2 separate regions of the Homo sapiens genome follow, and region 1 is linked to region 2. Evidence: chromatin loops called from intact Hi-C (ENCODE). Cell type or tissue: gastrocnemius medialis. All regions are shown on one strand. Links, peaks and the distances in the headings refer to the core of each region. The heading gives the core; the rest is flanking DNA.

What was found. Hi-C counts contacts between places; a loop is a spot of excess contacts. Peaks named below come from ENCODE experiments on the same cell type or tissue, not always from the same donor. Only the 100,000 strongest peaks of a DNase experiment are listed, where the experiment ranks them.
Region 1: a loop joins it to region 2, with 2.3 times the contacts of the local background. A loop is called at or near these places in 11 of 110 quality-filtered maps.

The regions. Positions count from the first base shown.
Region 1 is chr13:27,792,442-27,797,813 of GRCh38, reverse strand. GSX1 (GS homeobox 1) reads right to left here and starts at 5,331. Exons shown (of 2, transcript NM_145657.3): 1 at 4,712-5,331; 2 at 3,046-4,248. The coding sequence starts at 5,123. The coding sequence ends at 3,866. RefSeq lists enhancers at 108-790, 2,190-2,992, 4,601-5,372. In gastrocnemius medialis, for the core only: no CTCF peak of the experiment used is centred there; no DNase peak of the experiment used is centred there; H3K27me3 peaks cover 4,807 bases.
Region 2 is chr13:27,666,010-27,671,381 of GRCh38, reverse strand. It overlaps a transcript of POLR1D not described here. Among named protein-coding and RNA genes, the nearest start is that of POLR1D, 47 kb to the right of the region's middle. In gastrocnemius medialis, for the core only: no CTCF peak of the experiment used is centred there; a DNase peak (open chromatin) is centred at 3,247; H3K27ac peaks cover 1,474 bases.

The DNA.
Region 1 (5,372 bases), core at 141-5,140, 130 kb before region 2:
ACTGTCCCTGAAATAAACTCAGGGACCTGTACGCAAATTACCAGGTTAAAAGGCAATTTCCAGAAAATATCATCCTGATAATTCAGTTTGGTTCTAATTTCACAATTCGCCTTGTGAGCCCCAAATTCCAGCTCAGAGCAGTGTGGTTTAATGGCTGGATTGGGTCTCCTCAGAGGAGGAGCCGGTAGTTCCAGGCCGCAATCACGCCCTTCCCTGGCGGTCAACCCAGGCGGCAGAGGAGAGGCTTTGACACGAGCGGAGGCCTCCCGGCCAGCTCAGCACAAGACGCAAACTGTTTCTGCATTCAGGTCAGAGGTTGCAGGGTGAGGAGTGTTTGAGCGAAAGTGTGCTGGGACTTGAACGCAGTCTCTGCTGGCGGCGGGATGCTTGAGAGCTCTGGTGCGCCGCAGCCGCCTCCAGGTCCCCAGCGCTGCGCTCCCGTCACCACCTTGGCAACAACTGGGATCGCCACAAGGAGGCTTGCTTTTTTCCTCCCGCTGCTCGCTAAGGCAGACTAGAAAGCTGAAAGCTTGGTCTTCCGGAAATGAATCCCTGGGAAGCCGAGAGGAGGAAACGTGCACTCCTGGGAAAACTGGCCCCACGCGGACCTGGCTCACAGCTGTGGATCTGCGGACTCTGGGGAGAAGCTGGGAACAGGAGGGACTCCTAGGCGGGAGAGGAGGGGGAGCTGGAGAAGAGGCGAGTGCGGGGAGAGCCGGGTGTGTGTGTTCATCCTTTCTATGTCTCCCACCGCCGTTTCCATCCCCTCCAAACTTGGTTCCCTGGCAGGCTCGAAAGTGCATTTCTGATCAAGATGCCTGACACTGAGTGCTGGCGAAGGCCTTTCCCAGGTGCACAAGACCACCCCCTCCTGTAATCCAGGAGAGGTGCTAGTTCTAAGCCGGTCCTTCAGACCCACAACGAACTCGTTGCCAGAAAATCGTGCTGCCGCCCGCCCCCAAATCCCAGCCAAACGGAGGCTGGGCCGGTCCTGCTGGAGCTAAGAGTGCACAACTGCACTCACCCTGGGGCCCTAGAGCAACATGCAAACGAGCAAAACTCAGCAAGCATCAGCCTCATCACTGATAGTAAAACAGTTGTGATTCTATTCACTGGTATGCACTAAAGCACCTTGGCTTCGTTCAGATTGGCCGTAGATTGGCACAATGTCGCCTCCTGGGATGGTGGAGAATTGGTCCCCGTCTAAAGTGAGGTTCAGACTGATGGAGATCCTCATCAGTCTAGAGCACAACTCAGATGCCTAGCTCCAGGAAGAACCGGCAAGAGTTTCTCCATGGGGAGCTAGATCGTGCCTGCCCTTGTTCCAGGGGAACTGGAGAGAGACCCTCCCACCCCCATCCTCAGCTTGATTTGAAGGAAAAGATGGAAGATTTTAGAACTAAGCCCCACAAGCTCCTGGTTCCGGGGCCTTGTAGTCTGGGTCTTCGATTAGCGGCTTCCCAGGTTCTCAGGCTTTTGGCCTCCGACTAGGAGTTACACCATCGGCTCCGCTGGTTCTTAGGCCGGTTAGACTGGGACTAAAATCACACCATTGGCTTTCCTAGTTCTCCTGCTTGCAGATGGCATATCACAGTAGTTCCTGGTCTCCAGAATAAACCTCCTCACATAACTACATACAGCCTATTTGCTCTTTTCTCTGGAGAACCCTGACTAATACAAGATCAAAAGTAGGTTTGTGGTTGCCTAGGGCTGGGATATAGTGAGAATTGGCAGAGACTATCAATGGGCATGATGGGGTTTCTCTTTGGGATGACAAAAATGTTTTTAAATAAGATTGTGTCGATGGTTGCACAATTCTGTGAATATACTAAAAGTTGTGGAATTGCACACTTTGAATGAATGAACTGGATGCTAATGTGAATAGCTCAATAAAGCCGTTTTGTGGGGGGGAGGAAATGAGCTTCAAAAATGTTAAGCAACCTCAGGTGGACCGTCTTTCCTGCTGGAAAAGACGCATTTGCTTTGCCTAGACACGGGGAGTTCAGCGCTCCCCAGGGTGTGTATGTGTGTGTGTGTCTGTGTGTGTGTGTAGGGGTCTGGCAGGAAAAGAAGGTCTATCAGGTTTCCTGGACACAGAATGGGAGCGGCGAGAACGCGGATATTAGCTTCCCAGGTCTGACTGCAGAAATACTGACTGCAGAAATACTCCTCCCGCAGCTGTGCGCTCTCCGTTTCTGCAGAACCTCACGCACTTCCTTCTCCTCATCCATCTTAGAGAGTAAAAAAACCCGCATATGTCCTCAAAGGGAGCTGGGGTGTGGATTCTAAGTCGTAGGGGGATATAGGATTTTAACGAGAATTGGTGAGAACATGAGGTCCCAGAGCCACTGGCTCCAGCTATGCAGAGTCCCTCTCGGGGACTCCCTGGGGCAGGATCACTTCGGATTCTCGGATTCCTTGCCCGGAATGTTCCGCGACCAGGGACTCGGCTAAGGGAATTTGCCTTAAAACAAAGAGAGGAGGGCCCTCTGAGAGAAGTCTGCACCATCCCGCAGAATGGAAATTTGTCCCTAACGAATCGTTATCAATCCAAGCGCAGTGAAGGACGGATTTCTTGTGCTTATGGAGGGAGTGGTTTCTGCCCTCCCGGCTGTTGGCCAGGACAGCGAAATGGTGAGGGATGGAGGTGGGGCTGGATCCCAGGTGAGAAGGAGGCGCTGCAGGGGTTGGGACCCATGGTGCAGTCCAAGGAGAGCGCTCTCCTTCCCTTCCGGCTTAGCTCTCTGAGCTCCGCGACGCTTGTGCGCCACGCCGGAGCGGGACAATCGTTAGCGCGCACCTGGCTGGCATGCAAGGCGGGCTCTCAGCGGAGCTGAGGGTTCCGAGAGGCACTGGCTGAGCTGTAAGGCGAGGAGCCGGCTCGGACCCTGCAACTGGATCCCCAACCCTTCCCAGAAGGGAGGCCCAATCCGGGTTGGCGCCTGTCTACTCCAGAGCGAAGGCCTCTGGGCTCAGAGCCACGGGCATTTCTAAGAAAAAAAAAAGTTTATTTAAAATTTTGTACATAAATAAATAAATAAATATCTTCTGGCATTGCAGAGGCCGTACAATTACACAGCTAGGCTGGGGCGGGCCAGAGTCTGGAGGGGGAAGAGTGGGGTCGCCAGCGGCGCAGAGCGGGGTCCTATGTTTAGAGGAAGGAAGAGCGTGTTGGAAACAGAGCAAATCTGTTTCCCCAATATGGATACTACGGGCGAAATTTATCATCTGTGAGAGGAGCCGTGGGGACTGAGGACAGCAAGGCCAGATCAAGGGACAAATGGACTGACTGAAGGAGGAGGCTCCCTGAGGAGGGGAAGGGAAAAGGAGAAGGAAAAAAAAAGTGGGGGTTCATAAATGTGTGTGTTGGCGGGCGGGGGCCGAGTGAATAAATGATCACAGGAAAGAGGTGGGGAGGGACAAAAAGACATTTTAAAAAGAGAAGCGAACGAGCATCCAAGGCCGCCGACCTTGACCGAGAGCGGAGGAGAGTAGAGTAAGCGAGGAAGCCCAAGCCAGCCCAGAGAGGGCGGGCTAGGAGGCGCCGGCTGCCAGCAAGGCGCTGCGCCAAGCAGGCTTGCGGGCGGGGGCCGCGGTGCTGCACTGCCCAGGAGGACTCGAGCGCTTACAGTGTTCACAGCTTGGAGTTGGCTTTGGACACGAGCGAGCCCTGGGGCGGGGACGCCATGGTCCAGTCTCTGCCAAGCTCTCAGCCCTGCCCAGGCCCGGGACCTCTGCAAAGCAGTGCCAAATCCATGCCAGGCAGTGGTTTGGCTGCGGGTGCCTGGGAATCAGCGCTGAGTCCCAGGACTAGTCTCCGAGGCGCAGGGAGGTCTTGGGGTGGGCGACCTAGGGAGACACGCGCCTAGGGAGTGACCGTAAGATCCCGGTCGTCCTTCCCTGAGGAGGACGGAGACATGGGCAATTCGTCGTCATCCTCGGAGCACTTGGCTGAGGAGAGCGATGCGCACTTGCAGCCTTGCGGTGCGCTCCCGCCACCACCGGCACCCCCGCCGCCGCCGCCACGATGGTTGCTGCCCTTGCCCTCCTTCTTGTGCTTCACTCGGCGGTTCTGAAACCAGATCTTCACCTGCTTCTCGGACAGATTCAGGTAGGTCGCGATCTCGATGCGACGTAGGCGGGACAGGTACATATTAGAAGCGAACTCGCGCTCCAGCTCTAGCAGCTGCGTGCTGGTGAAAGCCGTGCGCATCCTCTTGCTGCTGGGCAGCTGGTTAGAGCTGCTGTCTGGAGGTGGCAGAGCAGAGAAGGAAGCGATCAGACCTCTGTGCTGTGGACCCAATCCCTTGGTAGGCGGTCGCCAGAATCCTACGACTTTGACCTCTTACCCATCTCTTCGCCCCAACACAATCCACAGCAGAGCTACAGTGAGCGCTCCTTGTCCAGCTCCGAGATCCTGATTCTCCCGGAGTCATGCAGCCCTGGAACCCCTTCCCCTTCATGGAGAGCCTTGGATCCCAGCCCTCACTTACCCCGGCCCACACTCCAGGACCTGGACGTCTGCCCTCATCCGCCTCCTGGCGTTGTGTCCCGGCCCTCTATCCTCACTCCACCCCAAGCGCCCCCCTTAGTCCCCGACATGACCCTCACCGCCCCCAGAAAGCCCAGGGTCCCTCTTCCTCCATCTCTGGCTCTCCATCCTGCTTCGGATCACCTCTGCCCGGTCCCTCTGCGCGGCGGCCCCGCTTACCCACAGAGATGCAGTGGAACTGCCTGGGGTCAGGCAGCGGGTAGGAGGTCTGGTAGAGCGCGGCGGCAGCAGCAGCGGCGGCCGGGCCGTGAGCGACCCCGGGCGACACAGCAGAGTGCTGGCGGCCCAGGGGCGCGTGGCAGTACTGCGAGCCGAAGGGTGGGAAGGAAGCCTTGAGTAGAGGCAGCGCGGGCGGCCCGGGGGGCCCATGCAGCTGCGAGGCGGTGACGCAGAGCGGGCACACGCACAGCAGCCCAGCCTTGCGCGCGTGGCAGGCGCCAGGCGAGAGACCGTGCAGCGCGTGCGGCGGGGGCACAGCGTAGGGGAAGAGCGGCGGCGGGCTGCCCTCGGGCGCCTTCTTCTCGCCCGCCTCGCGCAGCACTAGCGAGTCCACCAGGAAGGAGCGCGGCATGGCCCCGGCGCGCGGTCGCCCCGCAGCCAGCCCGCCCTCTGCGCCCACCGCACCTTTCGGCTCTCCACGCGCTTTCCCTGGCCGCGGTATCCCGCAGCTGCCTCTGCCCAGGAGGCTGAACGCGCGGCTGAGACCTAGGCTGAAACAGTAGCCTCTGCTGCCGTGGGCACCGCCCAAAGAGCGCGGGGTGCTGGCCAGCGCTAGTGGTGCTGAAAGGCGCCGGCGGCGCGGCTTAAATAGGACTATTGC
Region 2 (5,372 bases), core at 282-5,281:
TGCATCTTTTTTTGTTTACTGCTGATTTGAACATTTTTTCATATGCTTATTGGACAGTTGTATTTTCTCTTCCATGAGCATTTCATCTTTACCAATTTTTTTTACTGTGCTCTTAGTTTATTTCTAGTAGTTTTACATGAGCTGGTTTTATATCATACATTGCCTGCTGTGTCTGCTGTTAATACTTTAGAGATTCACATACATATTTTTAAGATTCATCAGATGCATGTTTTTAGAATTCATCAAAATGAAAATTTGGACTCTTTAACAAAATGAAAATGAAGGAATCTGCACTGTTTTTGTGCTGATGAACAACTACCAACTGCTTCACCAGTATGGAAGATCAGAATAACTGCAGGCAGGGCCAAAAAAATTTCAGGAAGCAAGTATTGTACTGAACAGATACTCTGTAGCTTTAAGTATGGAAGACACAAGCATGGCCTAGATTTTGGAAACGGGGTTAAATTGTCCAGGTCTGGGCCCAGCATGTGCTTGTCATAATCTCCTGATTCTCTAAGTGTTCACTGAGTGAGAGAATGAATGAGTACACCAATGGTCTGTTCTTCATGCAGGATGTGGGATTAAAAATAAGTCTTGTGGAGTTTTCTTTGTAAATTGGTACTGAGCTTTGAAAGGAGTATTTAGCAGACTGATGAGTGTAATTTGGAGTAGATAGGGGCTTATAATTGGACAGTATATACTAGTTCAACTTGAGGGAGCTACCACTGAGGAATTAATAAGAAAAAACAATCCAGGAAGGACAAGGGACCACCACTTAGGGCAGGCTATACATTTATGTGGAGGAGAAATGTCTCCCTCAGGTGTTTCATATGATGTGTTATATCTGGTATTTGTTTCACATAGAGAGTATTTATAAGTTATCGAAACCAAAGGTGAATATTACAGGACTATATGGATGGGAGAAATAGTTCATCTTTCATCTTACTATTAATGATGCTCCAAAATCCATGTTTATTATTGGCCTTTTCATGGTAATGTTCATTGAGATTTATAACATGGGTTACCAAATAAAAATGTATAAGTTGCCTTTGAATTCTGCCTTCAGTGTTGCCTTGCCAGTTTAATGGGGATTAATTTACTTTCCTCTTTATGTGTTCCTGTGTGTAAAAGGGCATGCTTCCTGGGCATCTTTTCCATGTTGAGAACAAGAGTTTCCACTTGGCAAACTAACCTTCTCAGTATCTAGACTCAGAAGAGCCATGGGTGAGGCTCAATTTATGATCTGCTGACATGGCTTTCCAAGAGATAGTTTCTCAAATTCCTTGGATTATAGAATGTTTTCTATGGTATCAAAGAGGCCGCGTCCCAAGGATTTCTTTACTCCCAAATCTCACTATTCTTATGGATGGAGAAAAAAAAATTCAAACATGGAAGATCTAGAATACTGGCTTCACCTGAGGTTTTAGTTTTCCATAGCTATATTCCATTAGCTGCCATTTAACCATTTCACAAGAGTTGTGAGAGTTTTTCTCTTGGATTCAGATCGCTGTCTACACTGGCCCTTGGGAAACAGTTCCCCATACAAATGTTCTTTGCTGGGGCTTCCATGTTCTGATCTATGGGAGTAGATTTTGGCTTGCAAAATGCAGTGATTATAAAAGTTCTTTAGGTTCTTAAATTGGGAAGACATGGAGCATATACACCTTGAGACGACCCTCCCGTCCTGTGTTTTGAGGGAGCCGAGTTTGGATTAAGTTTGGCATAGGGTACAGGAAAGAGTATGGGTTTTTGATTCAGAGAGTCTTGGCTTCAGCTAGCATTTCTGCCACTTCCTAGTTCTGTGATTTTGGGCAAAGTTTTTAATCTATCCTCAGTTTCCCTTATTTGTAAAATGAAGGTGAGTAGCATCTTCTTCATAGGGTTGTGGGATAACTACCTGAACACAGGTAAAAGATATAACAGTGTTTGGCCACAGGTGATAGACAATCACTGTTACTGTCCACACAGTTCCAATACAGCCTACAAACACCTCATAGGGAGAATATTTATGGGTTTCCTAGATTCAGCTCCTCTGGGGAGGGGAGTCCTCTATACTGGATCCCAGGACACAGAACACTCCTTAGGAAAGTGATGAGGCTTCATTTCATCAGGAACCCACCTCATATAATGTCTATTAAATAGGCACTGCTTATCCACCAGATACTCTTTATGATTCTAAGGTGATGGCATGACCTCTACGAATGACGAATATGTAACTAATTGTAAAAATATGGGCTGGGTGTTGTGGCTCACGCCTGTAATCCCAGCACTTTGGGAGGCCGAGGTGGGCAGATCACCTGAGGTCAGGAGTTCAAGACCAGCCTGGCCAATATGGTGAAACCCCGTCTCTACTAAAAATACAAAATTAGCCAGGTGGCACATGCCTTGTAGTCCCAGCTACCCGGGAGGCTGAGGTAGGAGAGTTGCTTGATCCTGGGAGGCAGAGGTTGCAGTGAGCTGAGATCGTGCCTTTGCACTCCAGCCTGGGCAACAGAGCGAGACTCCATCTCAAAAAATAAATAAATATGTAAGTGCCATGCTAAGTCACTTGAATAATCAGTGAAAGAATAAATGCTACCCCAAAGCATTTTTTATGCTTTGAAGCAGATGTGCCAATGTGCCCCCTGCCCCCCTGCCAACCTCTCAGCAAAAAAGAAGTCCACAGGGAAATTCAAAACTCCACAGCCATCTTCCAGAATCAGCTCTGAGGAAATGTCCTTTAGTGCTTAGCCTGCTGAGCCCTAAAGTAAAACCCACTGAGATTTATAACATGTGTTTCCAAATAAAAATTTATAAACTGCCTACTCAGAGGGACCTACCCTAAGTCCCTCCCCCTTCATAAATGGGCGATTCAGAAAGACTAGCCACCAATAGGTGACCAGATATGGCTAGGAACCATAGCTTTTTGCTTATATTTCTTACAGGCTGTTTTCTAACATGAGATAAAACAAAAAATTATGTCAAGTTGCATTTGTGTTTAAGTCTTAATGGTTTCTAGTGGAAGCATGGAACGCAGTTCCTAAAATTTAGGGCTATTTGCACTTCTTTCTTTACCTATTGAAAGTTAAAGACTCACTCCAAACATCTTAGTTTGCAGATGAAAAAATGCAGTCCAGAAAAGTGACCCAGATAAGGCCTGAAGCTAGCCAGAAGCAGAGGCAGGACTAAGATTCAGTTTCTCTAACCTCTATCCCAGGCTTTGTGATCTCTAAATATAGTTACAATGGAGATCAGATAGTAACACAGGCGGATGGGAGCTCTTGGCAGCGCCAGTATGTTAACCACAGAAACAGGAGGTGGCTGGTGAATGTATCTCATGACCAATCCCTCCCCTAACATCTACTGTATACATAGGGAATAAAAAATAGATAATTTTCTCTTGACATTTTTAGACTGGAAATTATGGCTGCTCTTGATAGAAGCCTAAAGATTCCAATAAACTTTTCTGAAATAGAACAGTGCTTTTAAAAGGGAAAATGGTTTTGTAGGCCACTGTCGTTTAACACAACTTAAGAAAGGTAAGTATAGTTAGGCTAAAAAGCTTCCCTTAATTTTGAGTACAAAAATGTGTTCATTTCAGTCATTCCCTTTTAAAGGATAATGAACTTGTCTGTGTGTTATAAATACAGAATGCAAGGCTGGGTGCAGTGGCCCACGCCTGTAATCCCAGCACTTTGGCAGGCCGAGGCGGGCAGATCACCGGAGCTCAGGAGTTCGAAACCAGCCTGGGCAACGTGGCGAAACCCTCTCTCTACTAAAAATACAAAAATGAGCTGCACATGTTGGCGCACACCTGCAATCCCAGCTACTCAGGAGGCTGAGGCAGGAGAATCGCTTGAACCCAGGAGGCGGAGGTTGCAGTGGGCCGAGATACGTGCCATCACACTACAGCCTGGGGGAAAAGAGCGAGACTCCTTCTCAAACAAAATAAATGAATAAATAATGAATAAATACAGAATGCATACACAAATGACACAATTCAGCTTTATTTTTACTTAATTATAACAATTTTTAAAAACTCCATGACTTTGTGCTATTTCTAATATTTAAATAAAAAACATTTCAAATTTTGCACAAATAATTTAGGCCAATACATAACTAGATTTGAATAAAGTCAGATGAAGCAATAATTCCTCCTCTGTGTTTGAAAGGAATGAGTGTGGTTACAAAGTCACAGGATGAGTCCCTGGGATCTGGGGTGGGAGAAGGGGTGGATCAAGAATGACTTGGGCTTGTCACTCCCTAGCAGGCTGAGGGCGTGACACAGCAGCTCGGTGGCGGAGAGGTCTATTCTAGTTTCTAACACTCCAATGCTAACTTTTTGGATGTATTTCCTTCTAGCATGTAGAAAGGGCTTTTCTTGGCTGCCAGGAAGTAGGGAGCAGGGATGTGGCATGGTGATGATCTGAGGACAGCCAGGCATATGCTCAGACACTTTGGAAAACTGGGGAGGGGGAACAGGGAGACAGAATCTTCATCTTCTTCCTTTTGTGAACTGGGGAGGAGGGTGCTTGGTGACATTTTCCTGAGTATAAAGAAGGAATACAGGTTTGAAAGGTTTGTAATTGTATATGAAAACAGGTATTGAAAACCAATACTGGGGGAAAAAAGGCATTGTAAACACTTCTATTTAAAATGAAGATTTCTGGAACAACTATACTATATAGTGGTATCACAAGTCTTTAGCTGGTAAGATCTAGCACTGAAACAACTCTTAATTTTTAACTTGTGAGGGTTCTTTTTAAAGCACCACTTAAGACCTATATATTAAAAAAATTAAATATAGAAAGATTGTTCTATCTAATAAATGAGTTTGAGAATGCACAGGAAACAACAAAACCCATTTTTAACCTCTGGTAACTGAAGTGGAGCATTAAATTCAAAGCCACTTTGAGGATTTCCTACATTGTTCACCTAAGGGAAAACAAATGCAGAGCTATCAAAGAGCTTCTCGATAAATTCCCAGACCTTGGAGGGCTACAGCTTTTCATAAATATGGTCACTGGACTGATGATTTCTAAATTTTAAATGTAATACCCCCAAAAAGTAAAATATAGGATTTATAAGTATTTTATTTTTCTGAGAAATGACCAAAAAATTGGAACCAGTTTTAACAATCTCTGAAAACTTTAAATTCTAGACATGTTTATTTTGAAACACACTTCCAAACAAGATAAACAACAATATGTAAGTCTACTACACTGCAGAAGTAGCTTAAACTTGCCAAGACATCCTCCTTTGCACTTGTTTCCTCAAGAGTTGCTAGGTCATTTTTTTTGCCTGTGGCCAGCAGCCTCTTTAAAAACAACAAAGGACCTAATGTCAAAGTCACTCTCAGGTGTTTGCCCTGCCAGCTCAGGCCTTCTCCGCAC